Linked DNA regions of Homo sapiens: region 2 is linked to region 1. Evidence: read pairs that join two places in POLR2A ChIA-PET (ENCODE). Cell type or tissue: OCI-LY7. All regions are shown on one strand. Each heading gives the region's core, and the rest is flanking DNA. Links, peaks and the distances in the headings are about the cores only.

What was found. Peaks named below come from ENCODE experiments on the same cell type or tissue, not always from the same donor. Only the 100,000 strongest peaks of a DNase experiment are listed, where the experiment ranks them.
Region 2: POLR2A ChIA-PET joins it to region 1 with 8 read pairs; 2 of 35 experiments call an interaction of 5 or more read pairs at or near these places.

The regions. Positions count from the first base shown.
Region 1 is chr1:229,690,069-229,697,524 of GRCh38, reverse strand. It overlaps the pseudogene KIAA1191P3. Among named protein-coding and RNA genes, the nearest start is that of URB2, 68 kb to the right of the region's middle. RefSeq lists an enhancer at 2,112-2,613. In OCI-LY7, for the core only: no CTCF peak of the experiment used is centred there; DNase peaks (open chromatin) are centred at 2,984, 4,194 and 5,064; H3K4me3 peaks cover 3,719 bases; H3K27ac peaks cover 4,402 bases.
Region 2 is chr1:229,344,357-229,351,812 of GRCh38, reverse strand. No RefSeq gene overlaps it. Among named protein-coding and RNA genes, the nearest start is that of CCSAP, 5.0 kb to the right of the region's middle. RefSeq lists a silencer at 7,317-7,456. In OCI-LY7, for the core only: no CTCF peak of the experiment used is centred there; no DNase peak of the experiment used is centred there.

The sequences.
Region 1 (7,456 bases), core at 1,470-6,469:
TGTGGGAATTGAATTGGAGGACACCCAGTTGGTGTCCACTACAGAACCGATGGCTTGCTTGGTGGTGGGAAGAAATCCCCTCCACATTGGGTCGCATTAAATTGTTGTGATGTAAGAGAGAAGAAACTTTCACTCGCGTCCATGTGAAGAGACCACCAAACAGGCTTTGTGTGAGCAACATGGCTGTTGATTTCACCTGGGCGCAGGCGGGCTGAGTCCGAAAAGAGAGTCAGCCAAGGGAGATAGGGGTGGGGCCGTTTTATAAGATTTGGGCAGGTAAAGGAAAATTACAGTCAAAGGGGGTTTGTTCTCTGGCGGGCAGGAGTGGGGGTTGCAAGGTGCTCAGTGGGGGAGCTTTTTGAGCCAGGATGAGCCAGGAAAAGGACTTTCACAAAGTAATGTCATCACTTAAGGCAAGGACCGGCCATTTTCACTTCTTTTGTGGTGGAATGTCATCAGTTAAGGCGGGGCAGGGATTTTCACTTCTTTTGTGATTCTTCAGTTACTTCAGGCCATCTGGGCATATATATACGTGCAAGTCACAGGGGATGCGATGGCTTGGCTTGGGCTCAGAGGCCTGACAGAAACAGTTTGAGTTTTTCCCAAACGCAATTCTAGGGCAATACATATATGTTTTGAAATGTAGATTTTATCATTATTCAGGTCTGATGATGCCAACAGATCAGAAGACTGCCATTGATAAGGTGGCTTGTTGCAATTACCAAGAGGAGGAGGCACTCACTCCTCCACACGGGGCACACAGGCAAGCACTAGAGTTGGTTGAAGACAGAGGGAGAGGGGAAAACCATGGGCAAGGCTCTCTATTGTGGTTTCCAAGGGAAAGAGCATGCAAAACAGGGCAAGCGGGTTGAGGATTGGCTTGTCTGAGTAATTTCAGCAAGCTCTGGGGTATAGGGACTGTGCCTAGTTGTTTGCTACCTGGCCCTGGGGTGATGAGGGCAGGGAATCATGGCCTGGTCAGGAGTGTAAGTGCAATAGAGGAAGTGTCGCTGGTAGGCATTCTAGATTGGTTGGTTTGCATATGAAAGGTGCGCTCTCAGGCCAGCCCTTGACTTTCTCTAGTAATTAGCCCTGGGAGGGGGGACTCCCGCCAAGACAGCAAGGCCCTAAAACAGCAAAGCATCAGAATACAGAAAATAAAAAGACGCAGTTAATACAACATGCGACTGGGGCACCTTCCAGGGCATAGGTGTCCACAAAAAGTGCACACAACAACAAGGACACAAAACAGCGTTTCTAAAGCCACACTGACACTGTGAGAGAGATGCCTGACTTCTCAGGGTCACAAAATGGGAGACAAAGGCAGGCAGAGGGTGCAATTTTAAGAGGCTGTTCTCTCAGCTGGTGACTGAGGCTAAGGGAGGACCATGTGGGGAGGTTCTGTGCCTCCTCCAGGGGAGGGCACTAAGGCTCTGTTCTCCCTGCCCAGCCCTGTCCACCCGCACACTTGTTCCTCTGCCCTGTGAGCTTCCTAAGCTGCTTGTTTTGAGGGGCTTCATCTGAGAATGTTGGCCAGGGGTATTTTCCTGAACTGTGCTGCCTTCTCTGACAGACGTGCTTCCCATCCAAGACCAAAGCCCACTCCATTCTGGCCTCCAGGGGCCTGAGCTTGGCTGGGCCTTTTTCACTCGGATGAGCTTTCATTGCATTTCTAGCAACTACACTGTGGTGTAGCGATCAGAGCCACCAGTTCCGGAACCAGGCTGCTCCTCATTTGCAAACTGCAAATGATGAAATTAAAGTTAATAAGACTTGCTCATAGGGTTACTATATTAAGTTACTCTACTTAGAACATGCCACTTACACAGAAAGTATTATGTAAATGTTATGTTTGCATACATTACAGCACTGCCTAATAATTGGGCAGAAATGACAATCAGCTCAAAAAAACGGATTATAATTATTGATGATTTTAAGAAACTTATCAGGTTCTTTCTCCCTCAAGTAGTCCTTGTCAGACCCTTACTGGACCCACACTAAGTGCAGGGCCTGAGCTAGTCCCCGGAGGCAGATGTGGAAACCTGTCATCCCAGAAGAGGAACAGTAGCAATCACTTGTTGATTGGAACTATGCACCTTGTCTCCCTGGCTCGTGGTCTGATATTTCTCATGGCTATCATGTAGCCAGGCAAAGATCCTATTAGTATGGTTATGCTTTCAATTATTCAAACATTTACTAACTATCAGATGGCATTTTAAACACTGGGTACAAATGAGTCAACTTCATCCTTGCCACATCATTAAGGGATGGGTATTACTAGTCCCATCTTAGATGCAAAGAGAATGTGACTTGGAGCGGCTCAGTATTTGCCCCCTCTGCAGCAGTGCATGGCAGAAGGGATCCAAGCAAGCTGCACACAGGATCTTCTATGATGCAAATTCACACAGGGAGGAGGCAGAGCACCTGCCTGGAAAAGTGTCTCAAACTGAGTTTGGAAGGATATACAGGGGTTGGCCCAGCAAAATGGGTAGTTAGGATAAAGTCAACCTATACAGAGAAAAAAACACATTTCCAGAAGTGGAAGTGTGGGGTGGGCCCGTGCCTGGAAGATGCCAGTGTATCCGTGAGGTGTAAGACATGAGGCTAGAGAGGTGGGAAGGGCCAGGCCATTCTCCAGAAGATTCTAGATCAGTCCAGAATTTATTCTCAGGGGTTAAATTCAGTCATTTTGTGTACCCTCCTACCCATTTGAAATAGCCAAAATTTCAACCACAAACTCACTAAAAAAAAAAAAAAATTCCATTATTTGTCTTTTCAGATGCCAGAGGTCAAATCTTAAAACTATCTGGCCTGCCTTTGACCTTCATGGGAAAACCTAAAGTGTTCTGTCTCCATAGAGCTAGATGTTCATCAAATCCAATTACCTCTCCCAGCTGCACCGCTCACCAGGAGGCAGGGCTCTGCTGGGGACAAAGAGAGGCAGAGGAAGCAGACTGTCCCCAGCCCCGCTTCCTGCTGCAAATTAAGCCAGGCATCGACTGTGCCGACTCACCACCTGGCTGCTGCCACAACAGCAGCTGCAGCCTGTTAGCACTGAAGAGTTTCTCTCCCAACTATTCCCATTAGTGTGGCCAGCGAGGGGGAGGATGAGTAAGTGTCTGTGCTCAGCTTGGGGCTCTGGCTCCTGCTGTCTCTTCACTGGGCTCTGACCTCCAGGGGCTGGGCGGGACATCCAAGCGTCAGAAGCCAACATAGGCCTGCTGACTCCCAGAGTTCGGCGCCTAACTTGGAGACAGGGCAGCAGAAGAGATTCTCAGCCCTGGCTGCCAAGCATTGCTCAAGAAGCTTCAGATTCAGAGAGACTGGGTAAGGCGGCCCCTCTGGGTCTGTAAAGCACCACTGTGATTCCAAAGCACAGCCAGGGTCAGCACTTCACCGATCTGTATTCACCAGCTGTCCTGCACATGTGTCTTTGATAGGACATGTGGGAAAGACATTAGGCCCTTCCAGCTCCCAGTAACTAAATATAGTCCTTCACATATCTCAGGGTAAGGCACTCTGTACCTTTTCAAACTGCTTTCATATACCTTGTCTCATTTGAGCCTGTGAGCAAGGGGAGGAGGCCGCTGAAACCCCAAGGTGCACTGAACGCCCCTGATGCCTTTAATCACGCAGCCAATTAGAGGCAAGGTTGGAACTATGCACCTTGTCTCCCTGGCTCGTGGTCTGATATTTCTCATGGCTATCATGTAGCCAGGCAAAGATCCTATTAGTATGGTTATGCTTTCAATTATTCAATACTTCTGTGTTACAATACACTGCTTATGTGGAACTGCTTGTAAGTGGCCATCATTGACTTCACCGATGAATCTGCTCCCCCTGTGTTGGAGAAAGTACCGAGTCATTGCCTCTAACCCCTAGCAAATGTAAAATACCTTTGCAATAGCTGGAAAAAGAAAATCACTGATGCCGACAGAATCTCCTTCATTCTCATAGACTAGGTAACAAAAGGGGAAGAAATCATGTCAGCTGAAAGATCTGGGGAGAAATCGATTTGGGACTGCTAGAATCACAGGAAGTTTTTGTTGAAGGATCAGAAACCCACGCAAGCCAGCTCAAGCAAAAGGTTTATTGTACAAGACACAGAGCGATGTAACAGAACCCAGCTGTAGGAAGTGCAGCTGGGTCTCCAGGGAACCAGAGAATGAATGGCAACCGTTTCTCAAGCCACATCATCTCTCATCTTGGCTTCTCTCTGTACACCTGCTCCCATATCCTCCCTATGGGCTGGCTTCCCCTTGCTGTTCAGGGTTTCTGCTCCTTCACAACTTCAGTTTGCTTATTGCTTTGTCTAAGTAAGCCTCACCATGAAACTTGACTCTACATAACTGTACTTGGAACCTATAGCTAATCAAGTCAGTCCCCGGAACTGGAAGCATCCCTATTCCAGATCCTCAGGGAGAGGATCTGACTGTTTGGCTGGGCTGGCAGGGCCCACCCCACTGTCCACTCATCTGATTCCAGGAAGGATTGAGTCTCATGGGATGCTGCCTAGATCTAAGCTGGCAATGGGGATGACAGGTAAAGAGACCAGTCACTTAGAACTGAGCCAAGACAAACTCAGATGACTCTATCCCAGGAAGAAAGGCAAAGCCTCCCTTCTGAAAGCCATTCAACAAGCAGGTCATTGAAGTGTGTTGGAACACAGGTTAGAATAATAAATAATAGGCTGGGTGTGGCGGCTCACGCCTGTAATCCCAGCACTTTGGGAGGCCAAGGTGGGTGGATCACCTGAGGTCAGGAGTTCAAGACCAGCCTGGCCAACATGGCGAAACCCTGTCTCTACTAAAAATTTAAAAATTAGCTGGGCATGGTGGTGCATGCCTGTAGTCCCAGCTACTTGGGAGGCTGAGACATGAGAATTGCTTGAACCTGGGAGGCAGAGGTTGCAGTGAGCCAAGATCGCACCACTGCACTCCAGCCTGGGTGACAGAGCGAGACTCCGTCTGAAACAAACAAACAAAAAAGAATGATAATAATGTGTGAAAAACCAGGACGCACAATCTACGGGACCACATTCTCACTGAGGAAGTGGTTTTCTAGAGCAGTGACTATATAATCCTTTTAGTAGGTGAATCAGTCAAGCAGGTCAAAATACCTCATTTCCCAACAAACCTTACAAGAAAAAAAGCCCTGCCAGATTAAACAAGAATATGAGTCTCTTCTAGACGAGATTCTGAAAACCCAGATAAGTAAGAAAAACACTGGACCAGGACTCCGAAATCCCGAGTTTTCATTCAGGCTTTGTTATGAATTTTTCATCTGGTGGCCCTTCCTTCTTCATTTAGCTAACTTCTCATCAAGACTCAGCTCCCAGGGCTGAGGCCGGTGACTTACTCCTGTCATTCCAGCACTTTGGGAGGTCAAGATAAAAGGATTTCTTGAGGCCAGGAGTTTGAGACCAGCCTGGGCAATATAGTGAGACCCTCTGTCGGCAGAAAATTTTAAAAATTATCCAGGTGTGGTGGTGCATGCCTGTATTCCTAGCTACTCAGGACACTAAGGCAGAAGGATCGCTTGAGCCCAGGAGTTGGAGGTTACAGTGAGCTGTGATGGCACCACTGCATCTAGCCTGGGCAACAGAGTAAGACCTTGTCTCAAACAAACAAACAAAAATGCTCAGTTCCAGGAAGTTCCTGCTCTGTGCTCCCACAGGACCATCTACATGCCTCCATCATGGCAGCTCCCCATTGTCCTAAAATTGTTTGCCTACCGTCTGTTCTCTCACTGGAAGTACATTCCTCTAGCATGGATCCTCTATGTCCTCAGTTATACCCCCATGTGTTCTGCCGTACTTGACATATAGTACTCAATAAATGTTTTTCAGCTGAACTGACTATGAGAAGATATTTATCTGAGCTGCAAATCAAGGCACACACACTGTTGTCTGGCTGAAAACCTCGAGCCCTTTGTGGTAGGAGATTGGGTACCACTTGATAGACAGTAGAGAACACAGGGACAGCCAGTACTCTAAAGCATAGCCAGCCCCGCCTGGGACACTGATGTATCCGCCTGCCGTATGTGAAAAGAGATAAAATTTTAGCACCTTCCAAATGTACTGTGCTAAGAATAAAAGTTAAGCCCTGCAAACTGAGTCATATAACATGACCGTTCTTTTCCTCTGGTGCATGACCATTGCTTCCTGACTTTTGTGTTGAGATGTTACATGCCAACCAGACTTCCCATTCTTCATTCAAACCTACACAAAATGATGCTGGAGACCTTGTGGTTGTTATCTCCCTACAATAGGATGTTAAGCCACCCCCTTAGCGTGGAATCGATAGTAGCCAATCAAATCTTATATCTGCATGTTAGCCTCTCTATGGAAAATGCTGTGATTCCATTCAACACTTCCATTTTTGACCTCATAAGCAGCCCTCACTTTTCCCCACACCAGGACACCAGGAGCACCAATCACCATTCTTTGGTGTCCACGTGTCCTGAGATGGCCACCCTGACAGTGCACTTGAATAAACTCTCTTAACTGGGTCCTGAGCCTTTTGATTATTTCAAACTGCCAAATATTAGGAAGAAAATGTGCATATTCTCAAACTAAAAATGAATAAAGCCACACCACCACTGATGCTTTTCAAGATATATTTTATTACAAAAGAAAGTTTGAATGTAAAAACAAATACAGCAACGTCAGCACAATGGCAGAGTATGACCCTCCAAGCTCTTCTCCCCCAACAGAAACTTTCTTTTTTTGGAGACAGGGTCTCACTCTGTCACCCAGGCTGGAGAGCAGTGGTGTAATCTTGGTTCACTGCAACCTCCACCTCCTAGGCTCAACAGAAATATATTTTTTTACAGCAGAAACTTAAAAAAAAATGTTTCTATTGAGCCCAGGAGGTGGAGGTTGCAGTGGCTCACGCCTGTAATCCCTTTGGGAGGCCGAGGTGGGTGGATCACTTGAGGCCAGGAGTTTGAGACCAGCCTGGCCAACGTGATGAAACCCTGTCTCTACTAAAAATACAAAAATTAGCTGGGTGCGGTCGGTGGCGGGGGTGCTTGTAATCCCAGCTACTCGGGAGGCTGAGGCAGGAAAATCGCTTGAACCCGGGAGGCAGAGGTTACAGTGAGCCGAGATCGTACCATTGCACTCCAGCCTGGGCGACAGAGCGAGACTCCGTCTCAAAAAACAAACAAACAAACAAACAAACAAACCAACCATTTGTAACTACTTTAAAAAATAGTCTAATGTTTATAGCAACCACGTAAGGGCTGAGTACAGAAAAAGACACTTCAAAACCATAGCAGGGGGGCAGTGTTGTCTGCTGGGTCCTGGAGACCTTCGGTGTTGCCACTGCTCTCACCATGCCTTCAGTCCAGACTGCGTCACAGCCTCTCGGGAGACGTGGGCCCTCAGAACCTCTTTAGCGCTGGACTCCAGGCCGCAGGCAGCCCAGCAGCAGCAGCAGCAGGATAGCAGAAC
Region 2 (7,456 bases), core at 830-5,829, 350 kb after region 1:
GGAAGTGCACTTTTTTGGTTAATTAAGTTTAATTGGTTCCGGAAGTTGAGTCCACTTGGACATCTCAATGAGATGTCCAAAACTGTCAAAGTATGTGCAATGAACTGAATTGCATATGTTGAAGCGCTAATCCAAAATTCTTATGTGGAAACCCTGACCTCCGATGTGACTATATATTTGGAGATGGGGCCTGTGAGGAGGTGTTAAAGTTGAATGAGGTCATGAGACTTAAGCCCTGATCTGATAGGGCTGATGCCCTCATAAGAAGAGGAAGAGACCCCAGAACTCTCTTTCAGCCATGTGAGGACACAGGGAGATAGGGGCTATCTACAAGCCAGGAAGAAAACTCTTTGCCAGAAACCAACGATGCTGGCACTTTGCTCTTGGACTTCACAGCCAGAACTGTGAGAAATAAATTTCTGTTGTTTAAGCCACCCAGTCTATGCTACTTTTTTATGGCAGCTCTAGCATACTAATGCAGTATAATTCCCCAAAAAGTTATCAACGTGACTTTCTTACAAACACAAATATATATATTTTTTTGAGATGGAGTTTCGCTCTTGTTGCCCAGGCTGGAGTGCAATGGTGTCATCTCAGCTCACCACAACCTCTGCCTACCAGGTTCAGGGGATTCTCCTGCCTCAGCCTCCCGAGTAGCTGGGATTACAGGTATGCACCACCACGCCTGGCTAATTTTGTATTTTTAGTAGAGACGGGGTTTCTCCATGTTGGTCAGGCTGGTCTCAAACTCCTGACCTCAGGTGATCTGCCCACCTCGGCCTCCCAAACTGCTGGGATTACAGGCGTGAGCCACCTTGCCTGGCCTGATTTATTTTAATCCATCAATGACGGGATCAGCATGATAACAAGCCTGGTTCTGTATTAGACTTTTTAAATGAGTGACTTATACCAGCTACATTCATTTCCTCACTATTCACACATTCCTTAGCTTCCCAGATTTCACGTTTACCCTCTCACTTTATTAAACCTCATTTTTTTATTTTTTATTTTTAGTTATTTTATTTGGAGACACAGTCTCACTCTGTCACTCAGGCTGGAGTGCAGTGGCACGATCTCGGCTCACTGCAACCTCTGCCTCCTGGGTTCAAGCCATTCTCATGTCTCAGCCTCCAGAGAAGCTGGGACTACAGGCATGCGCCAGTCATGATTGAATAATTTTTGTATTTTTTGGTAGAGATGAGGTTTCACCATGTTGGCCAGGCTGGTCTTGAACTCCTGACCTCAGGTGATTCACCCCCGTGGGCCTCCCAAAGTGCTGGGATTACAGGCATGAGCCACTGCGCCCAGCTAAAACCTCATTTTTTATACAGATGGGTCTTGCTGTGACACCCAGGTTGGAGTGCAGTGGTGTGATCATAGCTCACTGCAGCCTCGACATCCTGGGGTCAAACAATCCTCCCACCTCAACCTCCTGGGTAGCTGGGACTACAGGCATGCTCCACCATGCCTGGGTAATATCTTTTATTTTTTAAGAGACAGGGTCTTGTTACATTGCCCAGGCTGGTCTTGAACTCCTGGCCTCAAGTGGTCCTCCCGCCTTGGCCTCGTAAAGTAGTGGGATTATAGGCACAAGCCACCGTGGCTGGCAAAACCTCATTCTTGAAACTCACCAGCAAACTATTCTACTGTGGAACCCAAGTTTTCTTCATTCCTCACTATCCTAAATTACATAGTACTAGTGACAACTGTTCACCTGCAGTTTGAAGACCCTAAGCCAGTTCTCTGCTTGTGTTTCTGGATACATCTGTTCTTTGTCGTTCTTCCTTCGTATGTGGAGCCATCCTCAAAGCACTGGGGTCATCCTGCTTAACAATAAAAAGAGCTACCATTTATTGATTGCTTATTCAATGCAGACACAGTTCTCACTACTTCATAAGCTGCAATTTTATCTGGTCTTCACAGGAACTGTTATTATCTCTGTTTCATGCCTAGGGACACTGAAGCATAGAGAAGTTACCTGACCAAAGTCACGTAGTTAGTGGCAAAACCAAGATTCAAACTCAGGCAGTCTGGCTCTGCCTTGAGGCAGACTGCACAGTCTCCACCTTCTCTATTTTTTGCCTCGGAGCACCTGGCCAATTATCCCTTGGCCAACCTCACATGACTATTAACTCCAGAGTCAGCCATCTCTGAGCTCCAATTCCACCACTGCTAGCTGTGTAATCTTAATCGAGTTCTTTATTCTTTATTAGGTCTAGTCCTCAATTTCATCATCTGTAAAATGGGCACATAATAGATTCTATTTCTAATTCTCACAGAGTTGCTATGAGAATTAATTGAGCTGATATGAGTAAAATGCCTGACATTGAGAAGGCATTGGATGCTAGTACTATTAGTCATCTAATTACATGTTGTTTGTCTGTGGAACAGAGCACCTAGGTTCTTTTCCTGGGATCCATAAGCCAGCATGGGGGAGGGTTACAGGCAGGCAAATGTTTTGTGTGTACATTTATTTTTTCTGGGGAGAAAGTCCATAAGTTTGATCATATTCTCAAAAGAGTATATGACCCCCAAAAGTTGGGAACCACTGAGCTTTAAATGAGTCTAAAAGGGCCCCAGCACGGTGGCTCATGTCTGTAATCCCAGCACTTAGAGAGGCTGAGGAAGGCGGATCGCCTGAGGTCAGGAGTTCAAGACCAGCCTGGCCAACATGGCGAAACCTCGTCTCTATTAAAAATACAAAAATTAGCCCAGCATGTCAGCGTGAGCCTGTAATCCCAGCTACTTGGGAGGCTGAGGCAGGAGAATAGCTTGACCCAGGGAGACGGAGGTTGCAGTGAGTCGAGATCATGCCACTGCCCTCTGGCCTGGGTGACGGAGCAAGACTCCGTCTCAAAAATAAATAAATAAATACATAAATAAATAAACCTAAAGTTTGAGACCTGCGTCTTTTACATTTCCTGCCCTCAGCATAGCCAGGGATACAGCAAGCTTTCACTGATGTGCATGGAATTGAATCCTCACTGGAACGTAGCAGCTGGGTCAAGGCCGTGGACAGTAGGGTTCCTGACATTGTCACCTGTCTTCATTCCACACAAAGATGCCCACTGTGAAAAGTTTTCTGAAATCACTTCTTCAGTCCAATAACAACATTTCAAAGCTGAGTATTTCACGTGCTGCATTGGGAAAGGGTGCTGATTACATCCCTCAAACTGCACAACTGTGACCGTCACTGCTGGCTGATACTTCGCAGAAGGGCGCAGGGGGCAACTGTTGATGTGGCAGGGCTATGTTAGCATTCTTTACCTTACCTTCGCTTGAGGACTTAAGATAATAGCAGCTACCACAGAAATAATGGAAACAAAAATTCTTTTATTTTAATTTGTATCCGTTCTTACGGTTTCTTTATACTCCTCCTCAATTCAAAATGAATCTAAGCACATTTAGATATTGATTCCAATTAAGATATTTAATATGTCTTATCTTCTGTAAACTAGTCCATTTTGTGTTGATATAAAGGAATTCCAGAAATTGGGTAACTTATTTACAAAAAAAAAAAAGGAGGTTTTTTTGGCTCATAGTTCTGCAGGCTGTACAAGAAGCACAGTGCTGGCATCTGCTTCTGGGTGGGGAAGCCCAGGAAGCTCACAGCCATAGCAGAAGGGGAAAAGGCAACAGGTATGTCACATGGCAAGAAAGGGAGCAAGAGGGATGCCAAGATCTTTTAAACAGCCAGCTCCCACATGAGCTAATAGCATATTATTATGTCAGGACTTATCCGCTTGGAAGTGACAAAAAAAATTCAAACTAGCTTAAACAGAAAGGATATTTGTGGGCTCAGGCAGAGCTAGAGCCAGGGGTTCAACCAATGTCACTGGGACTCTCTTTCCTTCTCTTTGTCTTTGAGCTCTGCTTTCCTGCTGAAGGCTGGCCTCTTCTTCTCGCACTGGAAAAGGACTTCCTCCCTATAGCTGGAGAAAGTGCCACTTAATAGCCTCAAGCTTATATTGTCTGAGCCAAAGACCACCAGCAAAAGAGAACTTCTTGGTATTCCAATTATAGACAAAGATTCTTCCATCACATGCGCAGCTGTTGCCAGGGGCATAAGATGATCTGATTGGCCAAGCCCAGGTCACTTCCCTTTCCCTATAGATGGGGACAGAGTGGGAGGCTGGGGTTGACAGCCCCAGGAGAACCACAGGGGGACAGGGAAGAGCAGTGAGCAGATGAAGCAATACGTGTCCATTTATACATTTGCCTTTGTGTTAAAATAACAAGAACTTGATGAGAAAGACCAAACTGGACAGCACTCATGGGGTGGGAAGGACTCCTCTCTGGGACATAATTGACCATATGTAAGGTCTAGCTGTTAAAAAATCTACTATAGTCATAAGCATAACCTATAAGATCGTATTTCTAGAACAGAGGAGGTAAGCCTCCCTCCAGAGGAGCCCTTGTTCATACAGTACTGAAGGACAGCCACAATGGACGAGGGTGTCAATTTGTTCTGCAGATGAGATGAGGACCGATGAGCAAAGATTAAAAGACAGAACAGTGGCAAATGTTACTGGCTTGGGACTGGTTTCTTAAGCTAGAGGGAACTTTTAGGAATGACCTAAGGCAGCGGTCCCCAACCTTGTTGGCACCAAGGACTAGTTTCGTGGAAGACAATTTTTCTACAGATGTGGGGCAGCAAGGCAGCGTGGTTTAGTGATGAAACTGTTCCACCTTAGATCATCAGGCATTAGACAGATTCTCATAAGGAGTGCGCAACTTAGATCCCTCGCATGCACAGTTCATAAAAGGGTTCGCACTCCTATGAGAATCTAATCCTGCTGCTGATCTGACAGGAGGCTGAGCTCAGGTGGTAATTGTTCACATGCCGCTCACCTCTTGCAATGCGGCTCAGAACCTAACAGGCCATAGATGGTACCAGAACCCCTGGCCTAAGAGGCTCACAGAAAAAATGGAAAGGGTGGAAATTTAAGAGAAACCAAGGGGACTCCAGAAACCAGGCTGCAAGATCCAGGCATAGGCAGGAGAGGGAGGATCTGTGCCCTCAATTTTGGCAGAGGAAGCCCTGGATGGGAGGCAGCCCTGGGCGAGGAGGGGCATCTTCCTCTGATGGAGATTGGGGAGCCAATAGAAAGGAAGATCTGGCCAGGCACAGTGGCTCATGCTGTAATCCCAGCACTTTGAGAGGCCGAGGCAGATGGATCACCTGAGGTCAGGAGTTCAAGACCAGCGTGGCCAACATGGTGAAACTCTGTCTCTACTAAAAATACAAAATCTAGCCGGGCATGGTGGCAGGTGCCTGTAGTCCCAGCTACTCAGGAGGCTGAGGCAGGGGAATAGCTTGAACTCAGGAAGGGGAGTTGCAGTGAGCCAAGATCGCGCCACTGCACTCCAGCCTGGGCGACAGAGTGAGACTCCATCTCCAAAAAAAAAGGGCCTGGAGCTGCACTCCTGAAAGATAAACAATAGATATTTGCCACACAGGCATACAGATTCCACATGAGAAAATCTGCTGGCGACCGAGTCTGGCCAGGAGCAGAACAGGCAGCCTCACAGGGACATGAAGGCTGTCCACCTCTCGGGGGGTGTGGCTGAACCTCTTGGAGCCCTTCCACCCTAAGCCTCTGGCACTATCACTCCCTCAGCTTGCCAGCCCATCCTATCTCAATAATTTTCTTCTTCTGAGCCAGGGGAGGCCATCCTCCGAGGGCTTCCTCAACTTCCCTCTTCCTTGCTTCTGAGAAAAAGCTGATCTTCCAACTCACATGCTGTGTACCCACTCCTCCTGACTCCTCCCCAATTCACGTGCTCTGTACCCACTCCTCCCACACAGTGCTCCTTCCATCCACTGCCCTCTCCTTCCCATTTGTCTCTGGATGGTGCTGTTCTCTCTCCCTCTCTCTCCCCCCGTCCCCAGCCCCCGACTGCCCCTTCCAAATACAAACATACTCAGGAGACATCCGCTATCTACTTGACACTTTTTATGAATTCCCATGCCAGTGTAGAACCTAGAAAAGCCAGATATTTGCAAGCCTCTCTTGTAAATAGGGTGCAGTCGCTCAGGTTAGAGTGCAGTGGTATGATCTCAGCTTACCTCTGCCTCTCAGGTTCAAGTAATTCTCCTGTCAGCCTCCGGAGTAGCTGGGACTACAAGCATGCACCACCAAGTCCAGCTAATTTTTGTATTTTTAGTAAAAATGAGGTTTCGCCATGTTGGCCAGGTTGGTCTTGAACTCCTGACCTCAGGTGATCCGCCTGCCTTGGCCTCCCAGAGTGCCCTTATATTTGTGTGTGTGTGTGTGTGTGTGTGTTGTGTTGAAGATTGTAAAATATGCCCGCAAATTCCTTCACCCGGTATGCAATCCCTTTTGGAATGTGAATTTGCTGCTCCTCTTATGCAGAAGGGAAGTTCATTTCTCTCCCTTGACTCTTAGCCTTGTGATTTCTTTGAACGTGAGAATGCAGCAGGAGATGTATATGACCTTGAGATGCCAGTCCAGGCTTCTGGAGGATGTGACCAAGACGGCCCAGCCCACAGCCCACCCCACTGCCAGTTATGTAAGGGAGGTGTACTAGTTTGTTTTGTGCTGTTATAAAGGAATACCGGAGGCTGGGTAATTTATAAATAAAACAGGTTTATTTGGCTCATGGTTCTGCAGGCTATACAGGAAGCACAGTGTCAGCATCTGCTTCTGGTGAGGCCTCAGGGAGCTTCCAATCATGGTGGAAGGGGAAGGGGAGCTGTCATGTCACATGGAGAGAGAAAGGGAGTGAGAGAGAGAGAGGAGGACATGCCAGGCTCTTTTTGAACAACAAGCTCTCATGCAAACTAAAAGAGTGAGAACTCACTCGTTACTGAAGAATGGCACCAAGCCATGCATGAGGGATCTGCCCCCATGACCCACACACTTCCCACTAGGCCCCACCTCCAACATTGGGGATCAATTTCAACTTCAGATTTGGAGGAATTATCCCAACTATATCAGGAGGTCATCTTGAAACTTCCAGCCCTGCTGTCTCTCCATCAGAATCCAACTGCGGAGGAACTGCCCAGCTAACCCTCAGAATCATAAGAAATAATAAATCTTAGCTGTTTTAAACCACTGAGTTTTGGAGTGAATTATGCAGCAAAAGCTGAAACCGATGGTGTCCTGCATGTCCCATAGAACTACATATAACCATTTCCCCACCTTATTCAATCTTTATTAAGGCTACTTTGGTTGCAAACATCAGAAACCAACCCCAGCCAGCTTAAACAAAAGGAAAGTGCATTAGAATGTCCCTAATGTAAGTCAAGGAACAGAAAATAAAGTTGGGAAGGGGAGAAATCATGGCGTCCGCGGACTCATTAGCAGCAGGGTATCCTGGAGTTTCCGTCCAGAAAACTGCCATTAACACAATCCCGTGCTAATGATTGGACTAGTAACTTCAAGTTTTCAGAGCAGACGGTCTGACCCGCCCCATTTGGGCCAGTAGCCGC